Regions from separate parts of the Mus musculus genome. Here region 1 is linked to region 2. A link is a loop called in an ENCODE intact Hi-C map of the cell type or tissue named here. Cell type or tissue: left cerebral cortex. All regions are shown on one strand. Each heading gives the region's core, and the rest is flanking DNA. Links, peaks and the distances in the headings are about the cores only.

Evidence for each region. Hi-C counts contacts between places; a loop is a spot of excess contacts. Peaks named below come from ENCODE experiments on the same cell type or tissue, not always from the same donor. Only the 100,000 strongest peaks of a DNase experiment are listed, where the experiment ranks them.
Region 1: a loop joins it to region 2, with 4 times the contacts of the local background. A loop is called at or near these places in 2 of 42 quality-filtered maps.

What each region holds. Positions count from the first base shown.
Region 1 is chr19:48,198,034-48,214,127 of GRCm38, reverse strand. Sorcs3 (sortilin-related VPS10 domain containing receptor 3) reads right to left here and starts at 8,103. Exons shown (of 27, transcript NM_025696.3): 1 at 7,331-8,103. The coding sequence starts at 7,948. In left cerebral cortex, for the core only: CTCF peaks have their summits at 8,639 and 10,024; DNase peaks (open chromatin) are centred at 8,915, 9,409, 10,019, 10,352 and 5 more places; H3K4me3 peaks cover 5,032 bases; H3K27ac peaks cover 2,960 bases.
Region 2 is chr19:48,251,191-48,267,284 of GRCm38, reverse strand. All of the region lies in intron 1 of Sorcs3 (sortilin-related VPS10 domain containing receptor 3), which reads right to left. Among named protein-coding and RNA genes, the nearest start is that of Sorcs3, 53 kb to the right of the region's middle. In left cerebral cortex, for the core only: no CTCF peak of the experiment used is centred there; DNase peaks (open chromatin) are centred at 4,680, 6,400 and 7,930; H3K27ac peaks cover 1,254 bases.

The DNA.
Region 1 (16,094 bases), core at 4,369-12,368, 53 kb after region 2:
CTACGGCACGTTTATTAGTGTTCTATAAGGAACAGCATTTCTATAAATAATTAAACTCAAACAATCACAACAAACAAGCAACTATATTTGATTGACTCACTAATTCAAATAGCCAGGTGATTTACCACGGCTCCCATCAGCAATTGTTGATAAGCTACAGCTCACCCAACATTAAGGGGCTCATTATTTATCGTCTCTAGCCACTGCAGTGGGTGGACAGAGTAACTGTGGAAATGTTACAGTGTGAATGTGAAGTGTCTATGCAGGCTGTGTGCTTAAACATTTGCTCTACATGCAATGGCACTTGCCAATGACAGACACTCTTATGTGAGGTCGTGGGAACTTTATGATGGGAAAATGGCTTTCAGAGGAGGTTCGCTAGGGGTGGATCTCTGAGGGTCTTAACCTGCGGCAAGCTTCTATGCTTCCTTCTTTGACTCCGATGATGTGTCCAGATATATCATGCTCTTGCTGATAAGGACTTAGCTGCCCTTGCCACCTTGCCTGACACAGCCACTCCTGCCACCATGCCTTCTCTGCCACGATTGAATATATCCTCTGTACCCTGAAGCCTAATGGGTTTTTCCTCCCTTGAACTGTTTCTGTGAGCTTCTGGTTACTGTGATGTGAAAAGCCATACAAGATTGAGGAATCTATTCCAGTCTTGCACACAGCCATTTGAGGTCTCAGTGTACTCTACCTATTGAATGGGTAGTACTAACTTTGCCCAAGTATAATCACATGAACACTTCTGGAAGGAAAATGCTTTGTTAAACTGCAGGAATAAACAGAATATCAAGAAGGAACAGGAGAGTTTGTTCTGGGAGAAAAGAACAGTTGGAGTCCAGCTGTAGGACATGAAGCCTTGTGCTTCATCTTGAGTAATTTGATGAAGCCAGTTCCCAAAAGCACCTCTAACCATGACATGCTTTAGGTATATAAGATTCCTATAGTATCTCCCTCGGTGCTGCTCTTTCCTTAAAGCTCATAGCCCCAAACAATTGCTTGGCAATTAACCACACATCACCCCCATAGCATCTGTCTTGTTGTCCTGTGATATTTAACTTTACAGAAGAGCAAGCTCACATCCAAAGCACACAAAAGGGACCTTGAGGCAGATGCTGTCGAGTCTCTGTTTTTTGCCTCTCCATCACATCTCTAGCGAGCCCCAATCGCCAGAACAACCCACAACGGACCGCAAATGCTCAGCGGATGGCTGAACAGCCTGTGTGTGTAGATATCTCATCTCTAAAGTGCATGAGAAGTCCGGACCACTGACTACTTATTTCTATCCTCTGTCAAGTGGACTAAGGATCTCACTGAATCTTGTCCTAAAATGTAGACATAAATGGTGAGGAATATATCTTCATCAGTAAAATGTTTACCATACAGCACCACCTTTGAAGGTACCAGTCCGCAATCTCTCTCCCCTAAACATTACAGGCTGCTGTTGGTGCTGTCAATTTCCCTGCAGAACTTGACGGTAAGCCCCTACTGCTGAAGATAAAATATGCTTATGAACATGGAGACATTAATCTGGTACTAGCCTGGAGCATGCACTGTTAAAAGAGAAAAATAATCATCGCTTTGACTCGCTACAAACTCTGAGAGCTGATACAAGGACCAAGCTGGCAAGACGTGTCCACTGCTACAGTAGTGGCACAAGTGTCGAAGGAGTAACCAACCATTTTCTGATTTGGATTTCAGCACCACTGCGCAAGAGGGAACCCGTAAATGACACCGTTATCAGAGCCAAGAAGCTGTCCCTAGATAGCTCACAGGTCCTACTACTGTTCTGTTGAAATGGCATTGCACAAAACCTGAGTTCAATACCTAACGTGCACAAAAAAAGCTAGGCATGGAAGCACCTGCTATTAACCCCTGCACTGGGGAGGCAGAGACAGAAAGATGACAGGAGGTAGCTGGCTGGCCAGTCTAACCAATCAATGAGATTCTTGGCTCAGTAAAAGAGCATCTCTTAAAACTAGGGTGGAGAGTGATTGAGGAAGACACTCAACATTGCCACCTGACTTTCCTACCTGTACACACATGTACAGGCACCTATATGTGTGCACACACACACAGAGAATCACACATGAACATGAGCACCCATCCAAAGGAATCGCCGTGTGATATAACAAGCTGAACACTTACACTCAGTGTTATTAAGAGATGGTGTTAACCTGTTTGTCATCTGAGGGTAAAAATGATTTCCCCTTTCCTCGCAGTTTAGACACCATCTAGCTCATCACAGCAAAATGCTACTGAGTCATGCGGCAAACATAGGAACAGAACCTATAATTGATATAGAGCATTTATTTAGCTTAATATTTCATCCCTCACCCTCCAACTACTGAAAAATATAAGATTATACTAACAAATGATCAAATGTATGGTCCGGTGTGTATTCTGTAAGTCATTGGGAAAAGGGAAGTAAATGTTTCCTGGGAAGTTTGTATAGAGGCCTGTGTTTGTGACTTGGACTGAGCCACGAATGGGTGAGCTGTAACAGGGGCCATGTCGCAGGTGGAGGAGGTCTTGGAGCGGAACCAACCAGAAGCCTGGGACAGGGGACAATCCCTGCAGAGGAGTTGACCATGGGACAGTCAAGTCATGAGTTGCAGAGGTAGACCCAGGGCATTCAAGACACACACGTGAGAGGCCTTTAATGCCATGACACAGGAGGTCCTCACACTAGAATAGAGACACGCAAAGCCAAGCCATTCCTGCTTACAATGTCTGTCAAGTCATATCTGTGACAATGGGTTCAAATTCATCCATAGATTATGCTCCATAAAAGTGGGAAGTGTCACTCACTCACCCACTGATCCAACAACCATCACTAGGTACCTAAGTGAGGCAGAACGTCCTTGCTGCAGTGCCTACTGAGAATAGGAGGTTCCATCTAGTCCCCTCTGCCAACAACACAGACACACACACACACACACACACACACACACACAATCTTGGTTAGCTAAACTCCCTTCATTCCTCAGAGCCAGCCCAGCTTATTCTTCAACCTCTTCTTCTAAAGGTTCTCTTGTCTCCCAAATCTGCTAATGAATTGTGCTTTGAGTTTTCTCACTGTAGGTCAAAAGCAGGAAGTCTTCAGGTGGGTGGGTAGATCCAGCCACGGGCCTCAGATGACTTGCCCACCTGCACCTAGCCCTGAATGAACTGCCAGCCTCCAAGGATGGGCCTTGTGTCTGTGTGTGTTGACTCTGTGGCTTGTCAGATGACGCCGGTCCGTGGATCTCGGCTCCCAGTTAAATAAAATAAAACTGCTTCCCGAGGTTTCTTACCACTGCATCCGCCAACCCCCAACTCTTAAACTCAACCCAATTGGAGAAGGCGCCACTCAAGTTTCATTCCTTTGCCAGTCAATATGCAAGTTCCAAATACTGGTATTTCAGCCATCATTAAATAGGGCCTCCTGATGAAGGCATTTGCTTTTCTGCTCACCTTGGAAACCACCACAGGATCTGAGAAGCAGATCAGAGCCAATAAATAACCTAGCCATCAGAGGACTCTTGGAGCAGACAAACAGCCTTGGCTCACCCCTCCTCCCTCATCCCCACTCCTGGCGGACAGTGACCAGGAGCAATTAGTGCTGTTGTGTCCCAGTGTGTCTCCCAGCCATGGCTCAACTGAGACGCCTTTCCTTGTAATATTAATTAAAAACAGATTTTTTTTGGCAAACCCCTGAAGAATGGTTTCTGCGGCAGGCTTCTTTATTAAACCTCAGAGAAGGCAAAATGCATTAAGATATTGTGACCCTGGGACGGTGAAGCCTAGGCAATCCAGCCAAAAGCTGCTTGGAAAAATCTGTTTGCGAGCCACAGTAAGATGCTCTAGTGAGTGAAAGACAATGAATCTGATCAAATCTGTCACTATTTTTGCACATTAGGAGTAAATATTTTAGATAAAAGGCTAGCTGCATTTCCTAAGGGTAGAAACTTCCCAGCCCCATTGTACGTCTTCTAATCAGCTCCTGGTCTGGCAGGAACCTGCAGTGACCCAGCATCTCCTCGCCTCTCTTCACTAAGGCTTCAGGTTGGGCACATTAATTGAAAACTCGCTGCCAAGTCATCCCAGGCAGACACACTACAGAGGCAGCAGGCTGCAGAGGCCCCATGTGTGAGCTGCTAAGGAGAAATGGTACCTGACCTAAGGGGAGGATACAGAATAGGGGTTAATCCAAGAGAGAAGGGGTAGGAGTGAGCTGGCTGTGCCTTCGCATCTTCACACCCTGCAGGGCCATTTGCCAACTCACTGAGCGAGCAAGGAAGCCTCTTCCCCCACCTGAAGGAAATGGAGAGAATAATGGGTTTTCCTGTTTCTCTGTAAGCCATGGGGACTGGGTTCCACGGGGTGTTTGTGAAACACTCTCTAACCTATTCCAGTCAGCTGGAAACTAATAAGACAGCAAGAACAGGAGCAAATCGTCTCCAGGGCAGAGGCTCTGAGGCCAGGGCTACCCACCTTACCCTAGCCAAATCAGTGTGATCAGAGTCAGGCCCCACATCTTGATGGTCCTCTCCTCCTCTCTGCCTTGTCTGCTAGCACCTCGTTCATCTCCCCCCAAGCAAACCCACCCTAGTTATTAGTACCAAAATAAGCATTTGTCCCAGCAATCAGAACAGGGCCAAAGGTCCTGGGTATTTGAGTCGGCTATGAACCCACTCCTGGGGACTGTTTGGCTGTGCTCTTGGCCAGCTCCAGCAAGAACACAGCAGCCCTGTCCTTATATACAAAGATCTCTTCTTGGCCCTGTGCTCCTGAAGTTCACACTGAGCCAGGAGGGTGGGGCTGAGGATGCTCAGCTTAAATATTTCTGATTGTAAACTCTATCAGAGTAGAGCTCAGCGTTCAGCGGACTAACACCCACCCACCACCAAAGAAATCCATTATCAAGAGCTGAAGTTCACCACAGGCGCCTGGGGGAAAAAAGCAAAAAAAAAAAAAAAAAAGAAAAGAAAAGAATCCAAACTGCTAATACTGGTCAGAAAGCCTGCTTAATGTTTCAGCTTCCATTTTTTAAAAAAAAGGTGGAATTGTCTTTCCAGGTCAGAAGACCCTGCTAAGGCCCTATGACATCTTCCTGCACATAGAAACAGTATGTAAAAAAAGACCTCCTCATCTTCTCACCTTCTCTTCTTGCTGTTGGCAAAGGAGGGAAAAACACTGCTGAAGCTGCTCGCAGCAACTCTCCCAAAGAGCTCTTCCTCTTTATAGAGCATCCCAGGCTATGAACTAGCTGGTTCATAGATGGCTCAAATCTCCATGCTCAACTGGTCTGCTACCCAGGACATTTGTCCCTGTATTGATTGAAGGGGCATTTTCCAGTGGGCACAAGCCAGACCATCCCTCGCATCCTTTGCCAATCAACCACCCTAAAGCTGGACAGAGAAGGCCATGCAGTTACCTGTTTGTGAGAAGTGCTTTCTCTCTAAAGTCCCATCTCCAGGGGTCTTTGTCAAGATTTTTTAAGTGACTCTTAAAATTAAAGCAGGGATGGAACACTTCCGGCTGAGTGAATTTGGTAATAAAGCCTCGCACATGTACAGCTATCCCCTCCTCAAGGACGAGAAAACCAAGAACATTTCCTCACTACTCCTAATTATCAAACTTAAATGAAGTCGGAACTCACAAGCTCTGCTTCTCCCTCTCCTTGTCCCTCCCCCTCTGTCTCTATATCTTCTTCCCTCCCATTCCTCCCCTGCTCTGTCCACACACAAACATCTCCTGTGGACTTGAAAGTAAGTCTTCAGTCGCCCAGCCCTGCAAAAGTGCATCTTTACTCAAAGTTATCCAATCCAAGCCTTGGGGGTGGTGGAGCTATCTTGATGGAGATAGGCAGATGAAGCCATTAGTCACCAAGCTGCCCTGTGTGTTTCCACTCTTCTCCTTAGAACCCAGCATCTGGTACTCAGCCCCACCCCCACTGTGTATCACTGACAACCAGTAAATCTGTACTTGGTTACTGCTTGTGTGATGAGCTCTGCGGCCCCCTGGCTTCCCTGTTATTCAGTGCTCAGCCCTGTGACCCCCACGCTCTGGCAAAATAAGGCAAACATTTCCCCAGGAAGTCTTTTTCAAAGGCCTGTCATGAGGGGAGATACAAAAGAGGCAGCACTTTCCAATAAATGAGCTCTCAACGCTGCTTGTGAATCCCTAGTCCTCTTAATGGAACCCCTGCTCAGCCCTAAGTCTGGTTCTCAACTGAACTGGAAAGTCACACCAGAAAGAAAAAGAAAAAAAAAAAGGACGATTGGCAAGGCCAGGTGAAATAGCACAGCGATCATCGGAGGAAAGGGGTTTGGAGGAGCCAGTTCTTGCTGGGAGTATTGAGGAGAAATGAGCCGGTTAACCAGGCTCTGCCCGCGGCTGCCCAAATTAGACCCTATTCATCTGGGCACCCCGTTCCTGAGCCCTGAAGCTCTGGAGCTGGCGTAAGGAAGGTGCCACCTCTTGATGCAACAAAATCTTGTGGGCCCAGATGGCAAGGGAAAAGGGGGAAGAGATGTGCTCAGAAAGGGCAGGGTCTCAACTTTGATCCCAGAGTCCCTGAGCCATTTGTGAAGCAGGACACAGAGGCAAAAGTGAGTTTTCTGCTCCCCTACTCGTGCGTGCAGAGCGAGCAGGAGCACGAGGATAAGCAGTAGGAAAAGGGTGTGGAAATTCGCTTCACGCCTTAAACTTTTTTCCCTGCCTGCCCCCACTAGGAAAGCCTTCCAGCTTGGATGATGCAGCCCGGCTCCCAGCCTGGCTAGAACGTCATGTGCTGAGCAGCGACCCCAAAATGAACAAGTGTTCTGCTGTCCCTGTGGCCTCAGTCTCCCTAGCTCCCTGGTTCCCTTCACATGACCCCAGGGCTAAAAGGGAGCTCCTCCAGTCTCGGGAATTTGTCTAGAGATTTCTCCACATCAGCCCATGTTTACACTCACGAATTCAAGCATCCATCCTTTCCCCAGAAAAGAAAAAGTCACTCTCCGACCTGGATGCGGGAGAGAGTGACCAGATTCCTCACCCAGACAGCTTTTAAGACACACTTTCCTCTTAGCCCTCCAGACAGCCTCAGTACTGGGGTCTTCAGTAAACAGATGCACACGCCATCTTATAACAAAACTCGGCTAACCTGTTGGGGGCGTGAAGTGGGCAGGACAAACCCCTCTCTAAAAGTCCGGGGATTCTGATTCTCCTTCTGGACCCTGAGAAACTATCTGTCCCTCGCCCCTCTCCTCACCCCCCCCCCCACCACCCCCCGCCTCCCATTACCGTTACCCTCGGCTGTCAGGAGACTAGCGATCTGTGCCAGATGGGTACTCACACTGCTGTTGTGTCCCGACCAGTGCACCATGGCTTGGTTATGAGCCGAGTCCCCGGTCAGTGCAAAAGACGTGCTGGGCAGCCGGAGCTCCTCAGTGGACGCTCCTCCAGTCCGCGTCGCCCTCACCTCCTCTCGCGAACCCTTGGTGTGAGGACGGCTTCCTTTGGCACCATCTGCGAGAGCAGTAGCCCAAGAGTCCCCGCGCTCCAGGGGGCTTGGGGGCTGCGCCCGGCGAGTCCTCCTCGCACTGCCCGCCTGGCTAGGAGATGGAATGCCCGGGACCCACCTAGCGCCTTCAGGCGACATTCCCGCAGCTTCAGTCCGTATCTCCCCGCGGCTCGCCTGGGATAGTGGCTCTAGCCTGGACCGGCGTCTCGGTGCAGCGGCTCTCCGTGCAGATGCCAGCTCCTCAGGCCACCGGTTCTCCGCTGCCCGTGGCAAGAGAGGAGGCAACACTGGTGGTCGTGAAGCCGGGGACACCAGGCGCCCCGGACCTCCTGTCGCGCCCCAAGTGATCTCGGCGCCGGCCAGGACCCATGTTGACAAGAGCAGCAGCCCAGTCCGGGCGAGGGGTGCCCCGGGCCAGCCTGCGGGGCGCTCAGTGCCTGCCGCCTCCATCCCGCTGCGGCTACCACGGCTCGGGCTGCCGAGTGTGTGGCGCCCGCCGAGGTGCGGGTCCGATGGAGGGGGGGTGGGGGGTGCTGGAGGGATGCGCGCGCCGGCAAGCAAGCTAGCGAGTGTGTCAGGGGAATGAGGAGGGGGCGGCCGGGAAGGAGGTGGTTCGCCTGTCCCTTACACTCTTCCCCTCTGGATCGCTTGCTCCCAGGTCCAGAGGGTGATTCCAAAACCCAAAGGCAGTTTATTAAATGCTCTCTCGATGCTCTGGCCGGTTTGATGCTGTTGTTAAAATGCCCCCCCTCCCAATCTTTTCCACCGACCTCTTTTAAAAAATTTGTGAAAAGGAGTGTTCAGAGGGAATAGGGAAATCCTCTTAAAATGGGCAACGCTAGCTGGATCTTGGAGGAGGGGGGGGGGGGGCTCACAGCAGACCCTTATCCGGAGTCTTTCGGAAATCCAACCACCAGCCAGCCAGCTTCGGGCGCGGAGTTGGGAAGCCGCTCCTGGCTGCGTTTGGGGATTCACTCTTCGGTCTGTTCTTGGGAGCGGGAGACGGCGTGCGGGAAGTATAGGGTCTCCGGGAGGAGAAGGAGGAGTAAATTATCTCCACTGCCAACTGTTCTCGATCTGGAGACCAGGGCCAGGCGGGAGCTACCGCTCTGAAGCCAAGCGCGGGATGGACCCACGACTCTGCTCTGGGCTCCCCGCCCCCGGAGGCCTGCGCCCCCTCCCGGTGCGGGGGCGCGGGGAGTGCGTGCGTGCGCGTGCGTGCGCGCAGGCGAGAGAGGGAGAGAGGGAGACCAGGGTGTTCCAGGGCTGGAGGGAGGGCGCCTGGGGGGTCGGTACCTGGTTGAGCTGGGGGGGGGGGGTGTTGCTGGGTGTGCGGGGGCGCGCGGCTCCCTGCGTGCGCGTTTACACTGGCTTGTGTGAGTGAGAGCGGCGGGGCGGGGCGGGGCGGAGTGCGAGGTGCGCTCCGGCCGTGGGTGCTCGAGAATCACGCATAGGCTGTTTGCACATCCAGAAGCCTGTGAGTGGTCAGAGGCAATGTGGAGAACAAGGGTAGCACCCCTCTTCATGAGGCACGGTCCTCCAGCACCTGTGGGCGTCATCAGATTAAGCCGCCTGGAGGTCTGGAAAGCGAGCCTGAAAGCCGCCGGGCAAAGCAAAGGCTGATATTCTGGGGACCCTACACTAGATGTGGGAGGACAGTAGTAGATCCAGGTCCTGTTTTCCTGCCAGGGACTGCTAGGTCTTGCCCTTCTGACCCCCAGACGCGCTTTTGAGCAGGGCCACTTGTTTCAAAGTGTCTGCCACTATTTGGAAGGTCCCCTGCCCAAAGCAGCAAGCATTTATCAGGTCCCCTGTCCCCCGTGGCAGGAGGGTATGCGCGCCTGATGCGACTGGGACTCTTCCAGACCTCAGGAAGACAGAGACTTTGGTGAGGTGGAGAGAGGGGTGCTAAGCTTGAGGGCTGGCTGGAGACGTGGCTTACAACCTTTAGGACAGGTGGCCTCCAGGAAACACCGGAAAAGGATGGGGGAGGGGGGAGTGCCAAGGCTAAACGAGGAACATAGCCTCCAAGTTGTTCCTTCCCCTTAGGAATTAGAAGAGATTCTTTGTAGAAGGTGAAAGCTGGCGATGGAAGAGGAATTGTGGTTGGAGGTGTGAGCAAACAAAGAGGGGAAATGGAAGAGGGGAGGGGAGAGGATGATGCGAAAGAAGAGTAGGAACTCTGAGAACACCCTGGGAAAGATCAGGTGTGCTGCGATGCGAAGGAGCGGGGTTCTGGGCCTGAAGGATGCAAGCCAGGGATTCCCGGGAGCCCTCGCCTTTTGAACTTGCTTTCCCACCAAAGCTAAAATGAAAATTGGGAGCGGAGAAGATGGCTAGGCTGGACAAAGAAGACAAGGGTAATTCCCACCAAGAATGAAATGAACTTGGCATTCGTGGATTTTTTTCCAGACGCGGGTCAGCGCGTTGATGCAGGGGTGAAAAGTTGCAAAGCTACGGATCCAGGTGGGCGCTGGAGCCAGTGCTGGGAGAGAATAAGCTATCTGCTGGTGCCCAGCGCCCCTACCGGAGAAGGCGGGGAGCTGCAACCGCAACCTAGTGAGGTTTACCCCCCTGATCCGTTTCTAAGCAGGGTGCTAGGATTTAAGAGATCTGGTATGTCCGTTCACTTCTGGATACAAGGCTCTTACAGCCTCCCAAGTCTCCCCACAAGGGAGGAGCTGACCAATTTCCTCGCCGCCGCCTCTATGCGCACCCCCACCCCCACCCCCACTCCCCCGCGCGGGCACACACACACACACACACACACACACACACACACACACAAGGAAAGCAATCCGCGAACCTCTAAGTGAGTTTGCCTTTCTCATCAGGAACATCTACCCTTGTGATTCCCAAGAGAGATCTTCCAGGCTGACTCAGCAGCTAAAATGTTGAAGGCAGAGGTATATAGATGCTTTTCATAGGGGTGACAGTTTCTAACGTGACAAAGCCTCTCCCAATAGTTTTTCTCTTGTTCGCTAACATGTTAGGACACACCCCACCCTCCACCCCGAGACTACCTTTAATCGCATTCGATTAGCTTCTCCTGTCACTGATGATAAGTAAGTACGTTATAAAGAAAATATGTTTGTTTTGGCTCACAGTTCTAGAAACAGTGGAGATCAAAACTGGGCAGCCTCATATGCTGAGGTACCCATGCCTGTCACTGCATGAAGGATGCCATCACGGTTAGGAGTGCATGTGAGTGACACAGAAGAGGTCACCGGCTTCACGACAACCCATGATCTCAAGTATTAATCTAGTTCTTGCAAGATCTGGAACTCTCTCAAAGCTGTGTTCGTCATAAGGCTACTAGTCCCACTGCCCCAACTTTATTCTTGTAGGGAGCTAAGTCTTTCTACGAGAATTGACAGGAAGAACCACGTGGCACATGCATCAAGACCCACCAGCACCCTGGCACATCTCAGTAATGCAAACACATGCCATGAAACCTTAACGCTTAGACCTAACACTGGTCAGGTCCAACTAAAAAGGCTTCACCTGATCTCTCTTGTTCGCTCCCAGAATCAAACACAGTGGTGATTCTGACATGGAGCATCACTTGTCCAAGAGTTGAGGTAGCCGCCTATCATTTCCTGATCTTCAAGTTTTTCCTTCTTGGAGCCAGCCAGAACAATGCAGCAACAAGATATGAGCCTCGTGGGTAACTGTAGTGAAATTAATTTTACATTTTTACGCTGTCGAATTTGTCAAACACCTACATTTCCACTAATGACCAAAATCAAAATTGTTAAAATATTTTAACATGTTTTGTACCAAGTCTTCACAATAAAATATTTTACTCTTATAGACGATTTGGATGTAGGCTACCATATTTGAATGTTTAATTACCATAAGTAACTGGTGGCTACTCTTTTTTAAACACCATAGCTTCAGATACAACTTGTTAATTCATGTGGAAGATGATGTTATAAATTGATCCCCAAATTTTTCAGTGATCAATCATTATACACTCTTAGAATGGATTCAAAGTTGTGTGTACTGTCCCACCATCATGGCCCTTCTAACTGTGTCCCATAAGTCTACAATGTACCTTCTGCTATGGTTTTACTCGAGTTTTTTTGTCTGCCCCAAGTCCCATAGTATCTAACACCATATCCATTATCATGATAATCATGTCAGCATCTTCACCAAATCCTTTGTTTTCTTGCCTTCTAACTTTGGAATTCAAACAAAAAGGACTGTGTCTAAATGTTCCTGTCTCTTTTGCTAATATGGTAACTGGCTCAGCTGAAAAGAACAGGTTTATCGATAAGGTGAACCTTCACTTTAACCAAGGGGAAAAGCAAAGGAGGCGACACAAAGAAAATGTTTTGTCACCAGACCTTCTGCTCCTATTGTAGAAAACTAGAGAGAGCAAATCATACCCTAAGTTAACCATGAAATGAGGCTGAAAGTCTTTCCAAACAGTCTTGGGGATTTTTGTTGTTGTTTTTTTACTAACCATTACAGTACACTCACACATTGGGAAAGCACTGTGCTCCCTCTCAACGCCCACTGCAGGTCCATATAAAGAAGTATTTCACTTATGTTCCCATCATTAGTCAAACCGTCAGCACCCCTTTTATGAAGACTGTGGTGGTTTCAGTGAGAAATGTCCCCATAGGCTCAGGTGTTTGAACACTTGGTCTCCACTTGATGGCGGTGTTTGGGGATGTTTAGGGTGTCTAGCCCTTCTGTAATAAGAATACTTCTGGAGACAGATGTGAGAGTTCACAGCCTTGACTCACTTCCAATTCGCCCTCTGCTTTCCACTTGCTGTTGAAGGTATGATCTCTCTGCTCCCTGCTTCTGCCACCATGCCTGACACTGACTACTACGCTGCCTGGTCATGATGAACTAACTCTTATCCTTCCAAAACTATAAACTAGAATAAACTCTTCCTTCCATAATTTTATTTTCTTGGATGGTATTTTTATCACAACCACAGAAAAGTAACCAAGATGAAGATGCCATGGCAAGTTCTCATTCTAAGGCTTAGGGCGAGGAATGTGGGTTTCTCCCCGACATTGCATCCTTTCTGGGACATTTCTTGAACTGTCTTCTCACTCCGTCACCTTCTTGACCTGACAAACTGCTCTAATGGACTTCCGGACAGAATTTGTGGTCCTTTTCACTAAATGCTGCTTGATTTTATTGTTTAAAAAAAAAAATCTCTGAACTTTCTGTTTATTTTTGCTAAGTTACGTCATGACCTTTGTACAGTTAAGAAAAGTTAATTAAGTAGCATCAAAATAACCATCAACATTGTAACTCTGAACTTCTCTGGAGGAGACAGCTCATGAACAAAGTCTGAACTCCAGACAGATGCGGCCAGGTGACCACTAAAGCCAGGACTTCCTGACACTGTGTGCCTATGAAGATAAGAAGTGTCTATTTGTGCTCAATATTGTATCCTCAACAGTAGTCTAGTCTCCACACTGTGCTGGCCTGGTGCCTGGCTCAGACTGACCTGCAATAAATGTGCAACACATGACAGAACAGATTACTGTAAATACTAACGCTTCTGCCACAAGCACTAGCCAACTGTTCCTTTGTTCATGCAAATACTTTCTCAGTGCTTTTCTTAAAATGCAAACGTTTGTGGATTTGATAGATACTAGTGTCCTCTATGGCATCAGATGATATCATAAGCAATGGGACAAAATTCTTTTTTTTTTCCAAAATTCTGCTTTAAACAGAAAACTACTTTCATTGTCAACTCCTAGACTGAGTTGAAGGGCCAGACAATCAGATTCAGGGTTCTGTGGGCAAAATGAAACCTGAAATCACACCACAGAACTGAGCCCAAAAGAATTCTATTTCAAACATTGTCAAACCTAGGATGCCACAACGTTGACCAACACCCCTAGACACTGAGTGTTACAGCCATCATAACTGTCGCTGTCCTCCCACCCCCGAATCTGACTGCCACCTCCATTGTCACCAGTTCAATTTCTAATTGCTTCTTTGTTGTTATTGGTCAAGCCTGGGTGACCAGCAGTAAAGACTATGATTTAGATCCCAGGAATGAAGCTGAATGGCACTACTTGGTATGTATGAAGCCTTGGTTTGATCTACAATACAGCATGTACAACTACACCTCTAATCTCAGTCTTCTGGGAGGTGGAGACAGAGGTTTACAAGTGCAGAGACATTCTTTACTATAAAGGAAGGTCCAGCCTGGGCTATAAAGATCCAGCCTGGGCTAAAGACCCAGAAAATAAAAGACGCTATTATCAACCTAAAATGAAAAATGTCGGATAATATGCCAGTACACAGAAGAGAATTCATCTGTTGGGCAGCCACCAAAATAAATAAGTATCCATTCATACCCATTACCCCAAACTAATATTTCTTAGAGAAATAATAGGACCTAATTTGCCTCATCATAAACCTCTTCTAGTAGAGAAAACTGAAACAGAATTCTCATGTGATAGCATTTCAAATAATCCCTATATGGAGCTGGATATCTAATCAACAAAACTCTTTTCTGCTGCAGAAGCCACGGAGATTTGTGTGTGTGGTAACACCCAGTAACATTACAATTCTGGCTATTGTATGGTCCTAGACCAACACAGCCTCACTGATTAAAAGTCCACACTTTAACAAAAGTATCTGTGTTTTAGTCCTAACCCTACCAATGACCAGCCCAGTGGCCTTAAACAAATTGCTTAGCTTCCTGCTTCCAACCCTCATCTACATACACAGGTGGTAATAAAACTTAACGGCACAGGGTGACCATGAAGATCAGGTAAGTTAATGTTCGTAAACCATTTGGAAAGCAGATGAAGTGCTAGATAAGTTTGACTGTGGAGATGGTTAGTCTTGTCTGTCCCCTTGAATGGGTTGAAAACACCTAGGAGACTGGGAGAGCACACATGCAGGTGTGCTTATGATTGTGTTACAGAAACAAGGGGCTTTGAGAGCTCCTTAAGGCTCTGGCCTAGTCAATGGACTAATTCCTTGATGAAGTCATCAATCTCATTGGGGCGGAGGGGGGCAATGATAAGGACATGGGGGCTTTGGAGAAGTGAGTCCTGGAAGGCTTGTCCTTTCGACTGTATCTTACCACAGTCTCGAGTTGCCCTTGCTTTGTTCCTGTTTGTCCAGAAGTGATTGACAGCCCCCTGCATCGCTTGCTTCCCCTCCATAACGCTCTTCCCAAGTGCAGAGAGCTGAGCAATCATGGATTGAGCTCTGAAACATAAGGCAAAATAAATCTCTCCACTATTAGGATGGCTGTGTCGTGGATCTGGGCCATCGCGATGTAGCCGTGAGAAACACAACCATGCTTGCTTTCCTCTTCACAACTGTTCTAAGGAGAGCAAGGCCACTCCCACCTCCCAGATGAGGACGTCTGAGTCGGAGGTTGGGGGTGCAGGTGCTAAGGGACAAAACTGAAGGCTTGGATATGTGTCTGTCTGACATTGGAGCTAAGCACTTCTCTGTCCTCTGTCTTGTATTCCTGTACACATAACACACCAGGCCATAGTCAGCATTTTAAATTTAGTACATCTGGGTTGAAAGCCAGGGCTGTTTGTACTGTACTGCCCTGGTCTACACACTATGGAGACTGACACTTGTAACTGTTCCCCAGTGGGGACACCCATGGTTCTCAAACCTTGTCCTACAATCTGAGAAGAGGATGGTGACTTAGTGGTGATGTTCTTGTCCTTACATAACACCCTCTTAGTAAAGAAGAGAAAAATCAGTCTGTGGATTCCAGCCTGTGTGTAGCAAGTTCAGGCTGAAGACGTCAAGCCAAAAATGGAAAGTTCATCTCCAGGAAAGAACACACTCATTAAACGGCTGAAAGTCATCAAGCAACTCTGTCAACATTTTCCCTCTAGTCGCGGCTCTAAAGGAAAAGGATGGGATCACTCTAATGAGCTGGGTGCAGATAGGAAAGACGTCTGGCGGGGAAGTGGGTTTCTGTTTTCCTCCACCTGATGACTCACAGTGCAGAGCAACATTTCCTTGAGCCAACGTTGTCTTTTCACAGCTTGGGCCATGGGAGCATCCAGCTGGGGTCCCTGAGATTGGTGAGAGGATGGGGCAGAGGGACAGGCAGATGAGATTGAGGGGGAACCGGCCGAGAAGCACGGGGAAGACAGAGAATGCAGATCCCACAAGGAAGGAGACCGGGGTTTTGTAAAGAAGCGGCAAGTGTTGCCTTGTGCCCTAAGACAGGAAGAAAATGAAGAAGGTTGAGTGGAAGGGACGGACAGAAGAAGGGGGCCGTGCTGGTTAGCTTTATGTCAGTTTGACATAAGCATTTGAAAGGAGGGAACCTCAATTGTCAAAATGCCTCCAAAAAAATCAGCTGTCAGGAATTGTCTTAATTAGTTATTGATGGCAGAAGACCCAACCCATTGTGGGTGGTGCCATCCCTGGGCTGGTGGTCCTGGATTCTATAAGAAAGCAAGCTGAGCAAGCCATGATAAGAAAGCCAGTAAGCAGCAGCCCTCCATGGCCTCTGCTACATCAGCTCCTGCCTCCAGGTTCACTGCCCTGTGTAAGTTCCTGCCCCGACTTCCTTCAGTGAGGAACAGTGATGTGGGACGGTAAGCCAATTCAATCCTTTCCTTCC
Region 2 (16,094 bases), core at 4,066-12,065:
ACCGAAATCCTGCCTTCTCCAGGAGTCCCTCTGCAAATGTAAATGTTGATAAAACCCAAGCTACATTTACAGGGGACAACCTCCGGTTTTATGAGTGCTAGGCCAGGCGTGTATAGCCAAGATTTTTTTTAAGTATCCCAAAACCCTGGGTTGGAAACACAGGACTCAGAGTCCGGGATTTTACCTGTAGAGGAGAAAATGGTGAGGTGAGTTCTAAGGGCCAGCATGGAGCAGGGAGAAGGCTGCCAGAGGACACAAAGGCTGCAAGACTGCAGAGGAATTGATGCATGCAGCCATGCGGAGGCCTCGGCTCACCCCTGAGCAGCTCTTGGTTGCCCACCTTGAGGTAAGGTTGTATTACCCAGGACACAGGCTTCCCCCACGGGGAGCAGGCTTAACCTGGGCTAGGAAGCCTTCATGGGCTGAGGGCTTACTCCTTTGTCCAGCTCCCAGAAACTGAGGGCAATTAATGCCCACCTTAAAGGGGACCTAGAGGTGGGTGAAGGGAGATGGGAGGGAGGAAATGGAAGAAGTGGAGGGAGGGGAGGCTGAGGTTGGGATGTGTTGTATGAGAGAAGAATAAATAAAAAGAAAAAAAAAACATTGTCATACAAAGGAAAAAAGAAGGGCAGCTCTGGTGAGGCGCCACAGCGCCCCCCTACATTCACAATTCTGAAATCCAAATCCTAAAATAATGTCACAGCCACTGGGAGAAACGGAATTAATTCCTAAACCAAAGCAACCCAGAGGTGCAGAACTTGGATTTCTGAGGATTCCACCCCCAAATGCGTGTCAACTTCCCAAACTGAATGCCTGCTTGGGAAGTCAAATCCAGGAGCCTGATTTCACTTTTAACACCTGAATTTAATTTACCCACGGAGAGGGAGAGGAGAAAGGCTCTCCTGAATCTAATCTTAAAAGGAACCTATCAACTGAAAACATCTGCAGAAAACACTGGGGGGAAACTTCCCAAAGAGCCACATGGATAGTCAAGGTTTCATTGCTTTGTAATTACCAGCTACCTGGTACCCTGAATAGACACCTTGACTCATATGGCATGCCTTACGGATGAGGGGTTTGGATCCAAATGCCTGCTCTAAAAGCCAAACCAAAACGATTCCTCTCCATGCCCACTCTCCATGCCTGATAATAAACCACTAAAAATAGAAGCATCGCTGCCTAAACTAGATGAGAGAAGACACACTCTGGCACATCGAGGAAGAGAACGAAAACCAGAGAGAGGAATGGGAGAATCTGTTCCATGTACAATGCTTCCAACCAAGGGACAATGGGCATCAAATCCAGGCTCCATCAGTAAGCATCTGCAAACCCTGGACGTCTTCTCGAAGCTGTTTGCTGAGTGTATATAGACCCTCAATAGTGTCACAAAAAATGTTCACGACATGAGCAGTCAGTGTTTAGCTCTGTGCACATACGAAATTGTGACCTACTGATTATCAGTTGTCACTGTCTGGGATGCTATTTACATCAGCAACACACCCAATCTCACTAACGCGGCACAAAATGTTGGCAGGATACAGGTAGAGTTTTCCTGAACTTTCTACAAAGCAAGTTGGCTTATAAATGGCTCTGCTTTCTTATTTATAAAGACATTCTTTAGAATGGAATGTCCTCTCCCAAATGATCAGTCTTCCTTTGCATGACATGGCCTCCAATGTGGCCTCTGAGAAGACCTAAGCTCCTGCCCATTACTAGGGTACACTTCCCAAGAGTATCCTCACTTTCTATTCTGGAGTTCAGTCAAGTTGCCTGGCCTGTTAATCTCAGGGGGCAAATGGGGAGCTAGAGAGATGACTTAGTGGTTAAGAGCCCACACTATTCTTCCTGAGGGCCTGAGTTAGAATCGCAGCACCCACATCAGGTGACTTACAACTGCCTGTAACTCTAGCTCCTGGAGCATCTGACATCTTGGACCTCTGTGAGCATTTGCATTCATGTGTGTGTGTGTGTGTGCGCACACACACACACACACACACACACACACACATGTGCTTAGAGTGCTCCTCAGAGTCTGCATGCTTACTCAGATTCCAAAATCATTATGTTTCAACCAAGGTCTAAGGCCCTCAAGGATATACGTGTGACTTCTCTGAGCTAATATGATGGCCATAAGAACAGACTCAGACTTTTCTAGATAGCCTTGGTAGTCACAGCTTTAATATTGATCCCACCCAATCTCTGATACTTGTCCCTACATTTCTCAGTTATTCACTCAACGGTCAATAAATCCTTTATCACTGATGGAAATGTACAGCCCATGAGGGTTCCGGGAGATAATTATTTTCATTCAACAAATAAAGAGCATCTACTCTATGCCGATTCTGTGAAGGTATTGTGAGGGACCAGGAAACAGAAGCCATATCTAATTCTGCAAAACCTCACTCATTTCAGGTGCTCAGTCTGTCTTGACTGAACCTCCTAAGAGACATTCAGTATCTCCTACTGCCTAGATCTCTAAGGCATCTGTGGACCAGACGTATGTCTGAAAGGATAACATCTTCACTCCTTCCCCTCCAACTGTGGTTTTATCCTCTATCCTCTCTCCTATCCCCACCTCTGCAATCAGATCCTCTTTATCCATTATAGCCTTCCTAAACTGATTAGAGAAGATCAATTGCTTTCCCAGATCTATGAGGACAATTCTATATAACACTTTCAAAGTTTTTCAGGAGGTTTGGGAGGTACCTCTGTCCTCAAGAACTTGTAACTAGTTCTCTGAGCTCAAATCAAGTCCTGATGGATTTATGGACATCTGGCCAGTGTCTGTGCTACAAGAAAAAATAGCAAACACTTCTTTGGGGATGGGGTAAACTGTAATGAAGAAAGCAAACACTCAGCAGAGTCCTCTGGATTGCTCAAAGTGAACACACATCACAATGATCGAAAGCCAACATGGCAGTGTCAAGGTGGATAGGGACAGAGCAGCATCTGTTCCCTGTCTTCAATCAGCACAAGGGGTGGGAATAAACAAAAAGGGGAACATCAGGCATGTGTTATCCTCAAGGCCAAAGCCAGAGGCTCCTGAGAAGACCAAGAATAGGAGCGAGTGATTCAGTCATCAAGGATGAATCAGAAAGGTGAGGCCTGGCTGGATTTTTATATCTCATTGTTTACCAGAAAAGACATCTCTCTGTCGCATTTCCTTTTAAAACAAAAAAAATGTCCACCCCACCCCCCACCCCTAAACAACATCCTACACCAGCCTTTTCATGCTCCTTCCACCGGCTCCCCACCCCCATTATAGGGTCCCACGCAGTTTGCTGACACAGTAGCATCTGATAGGTCCAGGGATTTCCCTGTTACCAAGTAGATGGAATTCCTCCACTTGGTTGCCATGACACTGGCTTTACAGGCCTCTGGCTTTGTAACCATGTAGAATCTCTCCTTTGACATCCTTCCCTACAAGTGAGGAGGGCACGGGTTCTGCTAGATAAGCGGACCACAGTTCTGGCTAAGCTTTCTACCCTGAACACTATCCTGAAAGGACCAATGATCTTAACTGCTGAGATCACAGAGCTGGATCAGTCGGCAGAAAGGTTTTCAAGTGAGTCTTTCACATGGTTAAACACAAAATAAAAATTCATGTCAGAGGGTGGGGTAGTATTAAAGCAGACTTACAGTGCTTGCCACCAAGCCTGATAATGAAGTCAACTGAGTTTGACCCCTGAGATCCACATAGTGGAAAGAGGTAGCCCAACTCACACAAGTGGTCCTCCGACCTTCACAGGTGTGACATGATGGCCATGCACAACACAATAATTAGTTAGCTAATTAGTTCATGTAAAAAAAAAATCTGTGTTTGAAGAATACATGCAGAACTCTTTTCCACGAAGGAATTAAGTTGTGGTTCACAAAAGGGATCCATCAGCACAGCCCTTGTCTGTTGCTTGAGTTGTAGTCAGAAGTCAATAGTGCCATGGTCCATGATTCAGAGAGAAAAGTCCCACTGACTGCGCCTCCTCTGGCTAAACTCAGTAGTCACATGATACTGATGAAGGAAGAAGAGGAGCAAGCTAGAGGAGTGGCCTGTCTTTGTGGACTGACATAAGGCTCCTGAGAGCCTGACAGCCATGTCTCTGTCATTAATATCCAATGAAGGTCTGACTATGGTAGTCTAGGCACCCAGATGAGAGGGTGAGAGACCTGAGTCTTGAATGTAATGCCAGTCCTACCTCCAGTCTAGGCCATGGACAAAGCACGTCTCATGAGCACTGGTTTCCGCATCTGAACAGTATGGTGCTCTGAACAAAAGCTGACCGCAGGCCTTTCCAAAAATGACATCATTCACCACTTGCGTCAGGGGACTTATGTCAGGGACCTCTGACACAGCTCTCTTGAGTGGTGGGTGCATGGCAAATTGTAGCTACCAAAAACCGAGTTCTCCAAACATGCCTTCTACCCTTGCCTGGAGAAGTCTCCTGGTCCAGACAAGTGCTTTATCCGGAGAACAGCCTGCTTCCTGCTATCTAACCTAAAACAGGCATGCCTGTAAGGGCACACTGGTGCAGGAGGAATGAGACTCCACACTTGGAACCAGAGCTAGCCCATCACCTCTAACATTCTACCTTCTGAGAATGAGCCTTTAGCCACACAGCAGCCAAGCCAAACCACCTCACACAGCATACATTAAAACTGCAGCTTGCAAGGTTTGGGGTGACTCATCCCATAAAGTGCTTGACATGCAAGCTTGAAAAGCTGAATTGAGTCCCCAGCACCCATATAAAAAGTGGGACTCGGGGGCCTGTGCCTGAAATTCCAATGCTACAGAAGCAGACATAGGCAGATCCCTGGAGCTCACCGAACAGTCAGGCTAGCTGAGTTGAAGGCCCTATGTTAACTGATAGTCTGAAAACTAGAGAATTGAAGAAACCTGATATCTACGAGCCTCCAAATGTGTGTACACATATGTGCACATGTACCTTCACACACATGAACACACACACACACACACACATCTAAATTGTTCAAAAGGAAAGGCTGATGGTACCACTAAGCAATCTGCTCCCCGACTTGCTGATGTCATGACTGTGGTGTCTGCTGGATCCTGCAGGCTTCAAAGAAATAAGTCCACACACATCCTTGTTTCTTGTCAACACCATCCTGGAGATCCTTCCCTGAAAACTCCTCAGATAACATGGAGTGCCTCAGTAAATACTCACTATGCTAATAGAAACTAGAAGGGATAGACCGTGTGGCAGGAATAACTGAAAGGCATAAATTCAGGTTGGGTGTGGTCTGCATGAAGATCCAGATACACAGCCAACAAATGAAAATCCCATACAAGTCAGAAGGCATAGAAACATCAACATGGGCAAAGAGAGACCCCTGAGAGCCAGGCCAACAGGGCTGTCAACAGGACCCTCAGGAGAAGTGGCATTTGCTCTGAACTGTAACGTAGGTGGATCCTGCAGAGGTAGGAGAAACAAGCCTGGATATGTAGGGCCACACAGCTTTTTTTACAAAATGTGCCAGTTTGTCTATCTGGGGCTTCAGGTAGGAGGAGGGGCTAAGCAGAATGTAAAGCAAGGAGAAGGAGGTGGTATATGAAGGCATTCTTACTAAAGAAGGAAAAACATGGAGTCAGAGGTTATGTCCACCCAAGCAGAAAGAGCAAGGAAACACTAACTAGACAGGAGGCCATTCTTCTCTGTCTCTCTTTCTCTCTTTTTTATGTTATGTACAAAGGCATTTTTGCCTGCACTAAGGGCCCATAGAAGCCATAGAGGATGTTGTATCCCTTGGGATGGGAGTTACAGGTAATTGTGAACCTGTGTTCTGGGAATTGAACCTGAATCCTCTATTAAAACAGCAGCATTCTTAACTGCGGAGCCATCTCTCCAACCCCAAGCAGCCACTCCTAAATGTCCTCAAACTGCTGGCATTTCTGAGTGACACATCCTAAACCCACTGCATGGATGCCAGTCTGAAGGGACCAAGCTTGGGTTGTATATAGATTGCATAGCCTACCCAGTGGTTCCTGTCACTGGAGACTCCAGGCCATGCTGATGAGTGCTGGCTACCTGATTGTAGCTCCCAACAGGGGACAAGCCCACACCTTGAACCAGCAGGTAACCAAGGATGTGATAGCATCCCAACTACAATAGATTCCTAGGAAATGCAGTCATGGAGGGGCTTTAAGGGAGGAAAGGATGTGTAATAGGAAAGGAAGAAGAGAAGAGGAGAAATGAGAAGCAGAGGAAATTGGGGGTGGGCACACACCACTGGCATGAGCAAGGTCTGGGCTGCACTGGCTTTTTCTTCAAGAATCAAACAGAAGCCCTGCTTCTGTGCTCCTGCTGCCACAGCTCACGGTGACGTGGAGCATGTCACATGCTGCTACTCGCTGCCCACAGCCGGCTGGCAGGAGCTACAGTTGGCAAGTGCTGATTCACAAGGCCCTCAGCTTGCACACGCGCAGGCTTCAGTGCCAAGGCTGGGTACACACGCACACGCAGGCACACACAGCCCACTCCTGGATGGCTCCTCCCTTCTTCAGCTTCTGCAGGCTGCTGGGTGGTGCTGTGCATGTCATGAAGATGCACCTCCCTCCTTTGCAACCATCCTAGTCAGGACCCAAATGGAGGAGGCAGCCTTGGACCCTGCATCCAGGGTACTGGCTGAGGACTGAGAGGCAAAACACAAGATAACTGGTCAAACTTGAAATTCTGATGAATGACACATATATCTTCATCTTCATTTGCCAAGGCTGGTGTTGCAAGTGATGCTGTTACTGGTGGTGCAAGTGTGCAGTTCTCCCTTGCCTTTTCTCTCCTGAGGCTTTAGATGATAGTAGGCATTTCACAGCAACCCTCTGACATCAGTGGGGCTGCTATTGGTTCTGTTTACAGATGAAGAAATTAAGGCTTAGGGCTTGCTGAGGGTACCCATCTAGGAAGTTCTGTCTGAGACCAAGTCTTGGACTTCTAGGTCTTATACTCTCTGGAGACAGGCAATGGAAGCCATCAGTGACAATGAACCAGTGAACTCTCATGTCCAAGTTACTGGTTTGGGTTTGAAACCTGGTGGCCTTTCTCTCCTGCCCCAGTTTTATGTGGTACCCACCTCATACCTGAGGCTGTCCTTGCTCCAGCCCCAGAGATCACATTCAGGTCTCTCCTAGACATTTCTGTGTCTGTGGTCACATATAGAGAAGACACAGGTTGTCCATCATTAGAGAAAGCAGTCACTGGAGCCTGAGTATCTAGTGATGCTCAGTGGAAAGAGATGCTCTCTGCCTGGAGGTGGTAAGATGATGTAAAATTGCCAAAGAGTTCTTAAAGTTCACCAGCAATACTTCCTTCCCCGGGCCAATCAGGCTACTCTGAGTCACGGGTGCTGCCCCGAGAGCAGCTGGGAAGAAAGTCTTGGTAGTGGGAAGATTTGAGATCGAAACAGATGAACATATAGAACAGGGGAAATGAAGGTTTGGTGGTATGGGCAAATGATGGACAGTTAGATAGATAGATGGATAGGTGAATAGATGAGTAGCTGGACAGATACATGGGGAAGGAATGAGCTTGTAATCTTAAAGGGGGCCACTTAGTTCATCCCAGGAGCCTGGGTCTTTTCTGTCATGTTAAATGAAGGGGTTAAGACAGTGAGAGAAGAGGGAGATGTAGGGACCAGATAGATGGGGGGTGGGGGGATGTAAGCAGGAAGAAAGACTAAACAGTGGGATTGTAGCAGTGTGCCCTTAACTCAGGGGCTCTGTCCAAGGTTCTGAACATTCCTGGCTGTTACAGTCGCTCAGAGATGGCCACTGGGACACTAGATTCTCATCTCTATGATTTACTGGCCGTGGGTGTTCCGGAGCTCACGACAATCAGTTATTTGTCACTTTCTGTATCCAGGAGGCTGGAACGAGGGTGAGTCAGGAGGGTGAAGTCACTACTGCAGTCTGAGTCTGCAGCAGCTGGTGGATCCCCTCCAACACCTCTGTACTCCCGCCCCCAGCCCCAGGCTGGTCACCACAGCTCCAGTCATTCTTCCGCCCCCCCAAAACACTGCCTCCCCAAAGGGAGACACAAGCAACACCCCCACAGTGCCTGCACATGCCTGCAGGAAAGCTAGACGCCTGCTTGGAGAACTTATCTTCTACCCCCTCATCCTGACCTTTATCGTAGCAGAGACACCTATGGGATAAGGGAGGATATAGGAGGGATCAGAGCCATGTCCTTTAAAAGATACTTGATCCACCTATGCCTGCTCCTCTCTACTTTCACCCCATTTCAGGGTACAAGACCTCACAACTATGGGCAATAAGGGACCGTGCGTGGGTCTGGAAAGAGGTGACATTCATCCCAACGAGGATGGTAAATAAGTATAGAAAGCCAAGAGAACAAATGCAAAATCTATGCATCCTCATGAGTGTCCCACCCACGAAGGATATTTATGGAGACGAATTAGTGGCATTTACAGGTGAAACCATGGATACTATGTCCTGCTAAAACATCAGTCCAATACAATAATATTCTCTTTTCCCTAAACCCAGCCAGACCCTTTACTGAGAAGTATGACATACAGACAAGTCTTTGAGTGTTTGAAGACATGCTTTGGGGTTAGACGTTTAAAAAAAATAAATAAAAGTCAGGGACTGAAGCAATCTACTAAAGCAATCAGTGAACTAAGAGAGGCATTGATGAGCTTAGGGATGTGTGTGGCTCAAACAGAGACAGGAAACGTGGCGTGAATCAGAATGTGCCGGGGATTGGGGGACACATGTAGGTGATCCTTCCACTGCTGCTTCTCCATCAGGACTCAGCAGCCAGACTCAACCCCAGGCTCATTGGCACAACACCCTCTCTTAAAAGAAAGCACTTGTAGATGGTGCTAGATACAGGTCAGCAAAAGATTCCTTGAAGCCTGGGAGCGGGGTGGGGCCCAAGAAGGATTGATAAACCCATCTTTGGACACAGAGAACTGCCCCTACTTTGTGTCTTGCAGACAAGGTCTGTTTCTCCCCTGAACTCCCACAGCGCTTGGTTCTGGCCTTTTGGAGGGCTTAATGAACTACATGCCTACTTGATCGATGCTCCATCACGCCAACTATTTATCAATGCTAATGTCTACCAGTGATTGTCTAGACAACCAGCATCTTTACAAAGACTAGCTTATGCACCACCACCACCACCCCCTAAGAACAATTTCAGATTTGCAGCAGCAGCGCCGCCATCGTTTTTCCGATGAAGCACATGAGTAGTAAGAGCTGCTGGATTAGGAACGAATCCACTGTCTCCTGCCTCGTGTTAGCTCCTGTGAGTGCTACACAGTACGCACTTGGCAAATGACAAATGGAAGAAAGGAGAGAGGGAACAAGCTTTCTTGGCTGGCTCTGCGCCCCTATTACAAAGGACGCAACCATGTCATGCACTGGGAAAAAAATAATAAATGAAGCCAATGAAAATCATTAAGGGCTGACAACTGCTCAATTCACTGACACACGGCAAGTCTACTTTGCGAATGTCATCCCCTTTAATCCATGCAGTCACCCATGTGGGGAAGGTAGCATGAATCCTGAGGCACAGATGAGAAGTGGACGCTCACAGTCCTTCATTAGTCCAGAGCCCTCCCTGGGTAAAAGCAAGAACAAGAAGGCCTGACCCCACAGCTGAACCACTGAGAGTCACTACCTTGAATCCTGGAGCCTTTAAGACCCAGTTCTTGTGCCACCTTACCCATAATTATCCTAATGGGATTCTCTGACTCTACAGAACTTTCGACCAAACCCCAGTATAGAACTGTGGGATCTCTAAGTTTCTTTCTACAATGTGAAAGTCTAGAGCTATCATGTACTACACACAGAATTCTGAGCCGAGCTAGGATGGAAAAGGTACTCACAAGGCATATGGTGATGGAGTAAGGTGGCTGACCATCAGCCATACAGTAAGACTGACGAGGAATGTGGAGGGACCCCTTTCAAAGCTTGATGCGTATCTGTGCGACTCAGTCAGTGTCTCTCCTCTGAATCCTATGGCTAGGTACACCATAGTTACTATGTCCAGCTTCTCCATCTCCATCCAAGTAGCTGTTGGCTAGACAGGTAAGAAACCAAGCTGATACCCAAAACTGAGGCAGCTACAGCAGGATGTCAAGGCAAAAGAACAGGAGCATCCTTCGCCTGTGCTCACCTCCCTAGTCAGGACTCGTGCAGAAGAAAGACAGCTCAGAAGCTGCATGGACCCGCCAGGTGGCTCTAAGCTGGCTCCTCTCCTTCTTCCCATGAGAGAAAAGCATGAGAACCCTCAACAGTCAGGCATCGATGGCTCACTCCAGCCACAGCTTTTCTGAATCCCAGTTACTGGGAAGCATCCACATTCTGGCCCTAACAAGACTAGTTGCTAAGGGTTGGGGGTTGGGGGGGGGGGAAGGTGTACTCTCTGTCTTAGTCAGTATTCTATTGCTGTGAAGAGACACCATGAACATGACAACTCTTATAAAAGAAAGCATTTAACTGGGCCTTGCTTCCATTCAAAGGTCTAGTCCATTACCGTCAAGGTCAGGAAGTATAGTGGCACAAAGGCAGACATGGTGATGGGGGAGCTGAGAGTTCTACCTCAAGATCCACAGGCAGCAGGAAGAGAGACAGGGCCTAGATCTGGCCTTTGCTTCTGAAACCTTAAAGCCTACCCCAGGGATACACTTCCTCCAAAAGACCACACATACTCCAACAAGGCCACACCTCCTAATAGAACCACTCCCTGGTGACCAAGCATTCAAACTTATGAGCCTTGAGGGGCAGTTCTTATTCAAACTGCCACACTTTCAACGTTATTGTTTGAGAACTGGGCCCCAAATCATCAAAGCTTTCCCTTTTTTGCAAGCCCTCTTTGGTTTTCTGGATTCCTCAGTATCAACGTCCTGTGTTCCCTTGACCTGAATTGTTCTTTACCGAAGTTTCTGAGAGAGGCACAGAGTAAAGGCAACTGTCCCTAGTCCTGGGACATTAAGACTTTCCTCTGAGCTCATAGAGGACCTGGGCCAAAGCATGATGAGACACTTGGAGCAGGGAAATCCCCAGAACCCTGGCTAAGAGCCAATCGCCCTTTGTGACATTACTTGTCATGTCACAAAAGATAAGATGTGGACCAGGTCTGTGCTGTGTGCTTGGGAGCAGAAGGCTTCAGGCCTCATGAACATCTCCCCCCAAGACTAGGTTCTGGCTTGTGTCAGGATCTCAACTTCTCTCATGATTCCAAACCCAGAGGGTCTGAGATTCTTAATACAGGCATCATTTTGAATGAATATTCTTTTCCATGAATTCCCATTCTCCAAAGACTTAGCAGCATAAAAATTGTGAACAATATGTACATTTACAATGGGTATAACAGCAATGCAGATTGCAGGGCAGTAGAGCTAACCAAACCACTATATCTATGATATTTTGACTTGACGGCTTGACCTGAGTCCCGCAGTAGGCATCTTTCTGTCTGGAATTAGAACATTAGACCTAAAAGAACATTGTAAAATACTGGCTAACCCGATGAGCACCTACAGGATCTCAGCTTGTTTTAGACTTGCACGGACAGCTTCTGCAACAACCTTGCAAAGTATTTATACCATCATCTACTTCCTACAGGAAATGGAACCATAGAAGCAGAAGGACTGGCTCCACTTCACAGACATGTGTCCAGACATCATATTTTTTTCATTCACCAAATAACTATCAGGGACTCTTTAGGGACAAAGTCGAAAGATGAGCCCCTCCTACGTGAACAAGAAGATTTCTTCTAAGCAAATGACCAGCTCTCTGGAGTGGCCATCTCTTCTCCTAGCTCTGCAGACTTGGAAAAGAACCAGGAGCTTGCTTAAGTGTTTGCCCCCTGCTATAACTTCCTACTTCTGTCATGTCTAATCCACTCAAGCAATGCACCCTGAGAGAACTGAGGCACACCAATATGCCCCTCTGTCTTCATGGAGTTTTCATTCTGATAAGAAAACAGGCAATACAAAAGACAAAGTGGTAAACTGGGCAGTGGAAAACATCCTTATAAGGGAGAAGAGCAAAGCCCAGGGACACAGTTAATGGTGCCAAAGAATACACAGTTTTAATTGGTGCTGCCATAGCAGGTCTCACTGAGAAGGTAGTTTAAATAAATACTAGAAAAGGTGGTAGAATGAACCACACATCTCTATGGGTACAGAACATTCCCAGGGAGCTGGAACGGTCAGCGTAAAGGCCCTGAGACCTTGGTGCTGTGCTATGGGAAGACAAAGTAGGCAAGGAAGCAGGAAACATCATGACGATGATCTCTTTGTCCATCATTCCATCACTGGTCATGGCAAGGACTCAGGCTTGACTCTGATGTGTCCCCTTTATAGCTGATAAGGTACCCAGGGTCAGGGAGGGCTGGTGATCTGGTAAAATATGGCTAGGACAAGCCTTTCAACCAGAGCCTAGAAAGAAAATCAGCTTACAACACTCATCCCACCAGTCAGGACACGGTGGCCTTTTTCTCCCATCCACTGCCCCAGGCAAGCCATCACTTCTCACTTAAAATAAATACAGTGGCAACTGATATGAGGAAGGCAAGCTTGGCCATGTTTCATGGGGGATTGCTGGGAGCCAAGTCTCAGAGGTCTCCCCCACGCTACAGTGAGAGATGGGGAGAAGGATAGGGATGTCGCTGGAGCCAGAAACCTGGGAACGATGGTGGGTTCTCCTCTCTCCTCACCTCTGCAGCTGTAAAAAGCAACCGCCTCTCCAGGAAGTGGGTTTGTTTACTTGAAGAAAGTCCCTGGAATGAGTCCTCAGCATCTTCTTAACATGCACTACAAATAAAACTCACATTTACCATTTTAAAGTGGGAAACGCAGACCACAGAGCGGGGCATGAGTTACACCCACACAGAGGAGTTCATCTTCCTCAGAGATGGAATAGTGAAGAGCATCCATAGCTGAGAATTTGGGGAGTATACCATTGCTCCTGCCCACCCTTCCTGATGTGCAGAGGCCTCTTGTCTTCCTGAGGCTGATGTCTGGAAGGTATCTACTGTAGCCCTATCTTTTTCCTTGTCTTTCTGTTTCTTCTCTTTATGTTTAATGCAGTCCAGGCTAGCCCAGAGCTTACTGTATATACCTGACTAGCCTTGAACTTGCAAAGTCTTCCTGCCCCTGTGGCCCAAGTGCCAGGATTATAGGCACGCATCATCAGGTCATGTTGAATATACTTGATAAGAGCTCTCAAGGGTGTCTGCTAACTTCACCAGGGACTCACCTGCAGTTTATCTGCCTCTTCATGGAGCAAAATCTGGACAGAGCCCACCAGAGAACTGGGGTCTACAGCAGCAAAGATGCCCCCCAGAGTCGTGGGCAAAGATCTCAGGATAAGTGCCAGTGATAGTAGACATGGCTACCCTCCAGCACTTCCCATGGGTCAGGGACTATTCCATCCCGCTCAGGTGCACTAGCTACTTTAGCCAATACATGGTCACGTGAGGAAGGCTAGGTGATGATCATCTATTTACACAGATGAGATGTTCTGGTTTCCATCTGAATGTCAGCAGAGACCCCCATTTGGAAGGCTTGGTACCTCGGCTGCTAGATCTAATCTCTGAAAGGCTACTGGCTCATGAAGGCTCTGGCCTAAGTCAATTGAATATTCCACAGATGGATTCATAAGTTGATGGGCACTTTTGCAAAGCAGTAAGAAATTTCAGAGGTGAGAATTCATTGGAAGAAGGGGTCACTAGTCACATGTTCTTGGGGTTTTATCTTATCCCAGCCCCTTACCATCCCATCTAACCATCAGCTGCCATATGCTGAGCAGTCTCCACTACACGCCTGCCACAGTTCTGTTATAGTCTGCTCTGCTTCAGCCCCAAAGCAAAGGGGCCAGCTGTAGACAGAGTAAAACCTCAGTAGCCATGAGCCAACAAGATGAATCTTTCCTTTTAAATCACGTCTTTCCGGGGTTTGCCAAAGGAATGAAAAGCTAAGCCAAGAAACTAAGGCACAAAGTGGGTGAAATAGCTTACCCAAGTCCACACAACTGCCAAGGCAGCAGAGCTGAGGTTTGACCCCAAGCATCTGGGTTCATCTGGTAGACACCCTCTCTAGGACAACGCCCATGGCCAATGCCCATGTCTTGGGCACTGATGTGTGTGAGAAAGATGCCTTGAAGTCAGGACCCCAACTGTGTATGATGGATGTTGCCATCCACAAAACAGAATAGCTACTACCCAGGCTACGACTCACCCACCTACTCAGTTTGGCTGCCATTGGCCTGCATTTGACATGCAGCTCTGACATGGCTGGCTCACACATTTGGCTCACCCATGGCCAGACCACGTGTCCTTTAGGATCTCTGTCCTATACAGTGGCTCTCTGAGAGTACTGTAAGGGTTTGCAGAGAAGACCTGCACACGTATGCCAGGAGAAGTTTTGGAGAGTTATGTGGAAGGACGGATTAACTTGGCCTGTGCAGACGTTTTAAGCATCTTATTTCTAAACCACAGAACATCACAACACCCAGGTCAGTGTTTGCCGGCTGCCTCCCACACAGACTCACAGCAGGACTGAGACAGAACAGAGAAGTGTACAAATTCGTCATCTCCTTTCCGTGCACTTAATTCTCTGTTTCACTTTAATAAAAAAAAAAAAAAAAAAAAAAAAAAAAGCACAATAGGTTCGAGTGCTGGATCTTCATGCACTCTGCTGTTCATGAATATTTATCACCCCAGGCTATGTGAAATTGAATAATTATTAGCAATTAAAAGAAGGTCAACAGAAGGCTTTCCAGAACCCTCCACCGAGGGAAAGGAAGAAATGGGATTCTGTGATGAAGAGCCTTCGGCAAGGACTCTGCCAGAAGAGGGAGGAAGCATTGGCTGATGAGGCAGAAATCCTATGCTACAGGCCTAGGCTGGTTTGAACCAGGATGCTCTACCCAAATGCCATTTAGTTCAGTGAGGAAAACGCACTAGGTGTGAGGAGCGTGTATTTGGCAACATGGCTTTCAGGAGATTACTGTGAAAGGAAAAAGTGCGTTTAAGCAAGTTCCTCCTCCTGCTCGAGTCGGTTTGCCTTCTGTTCCTTGTCTCTAGCACTAGACCCATGAAGGGAGAAGTTCCTTGTGATGGTCGTGACGCAGGGCACGTGCTTGGTGAACCGTGGGCCTTTTCATTCATCTTTCAAGATGGATGGGGTCTCCGCAGCTCTGATAGGCCTGCGTGGTCCACCCGATATCCTTTAATTCTCTTCTCACTGGGAAGAGACTCCAAATCTCAAGTACACTGACTCCTGAAAAGCCAGCCAATCCATGTTCATGCTTTCCTGTAGCAGAGAGCATCCTACAGCCTGACTGAAATCAGGACTCCTGCTATTGCCTATCACTCACCAAACTGGTACCCTCCCGCCAGAGAAAAGGTGCCTCCGCTCCTTCTACACAGAGACATTCCAAACGGAGCTCTCAGACTCACTATCTTCTCAACATGAACCTACTCTGTTTATGAATGGCTTGTTTCAGAGCAAAGGGCCAGCGCCCTCCCTTATGCACATCTCCATCCTTGAGTAACATTGAATGGCTCATCTGTCTTGGGCATTGAGAACTGATCACTGAAGCCCTGGACCAGTAATCAAAGACCAGGGTCTTGAGCCACGTTGCTATGAATGCTTTAAACTTTGGATGCTATTAGTTGTAGGGGCTGCCGTAGCTCACAGTTGACTCCATGTGTTTCTGAGTATTCCAACAATATATTTCGGGCTCATCAATGATTCAGGGGCCAGAGGCAGCTGGGAGAGCTGTGGCTCTTGCCTTGGGAGGCTAACACTGGGGAAAACAACTCCTGCATGTGTTTCTATGAGATCATACTCAGCGACAGCATAAGAAAATGTAAAATGCTTAAAAACATAGGTCACCCCAGTCTCTTGCTTTCTCACACTGGATATTTTCAAACTAAATGTTACTCTGTTACCTTAGGGAACTGGGTTACTGGACATAGATGAACTTTCATTTTACTTCTTCTTTTCTCAGTAGTCATACTTACTAATATTGACAGAATAACTGCCGTGTGGCCCTTGCACACAGAACCTCTCATATATAAACTCACTTAATAGCTGCCTTCTTGGGTCTGAAC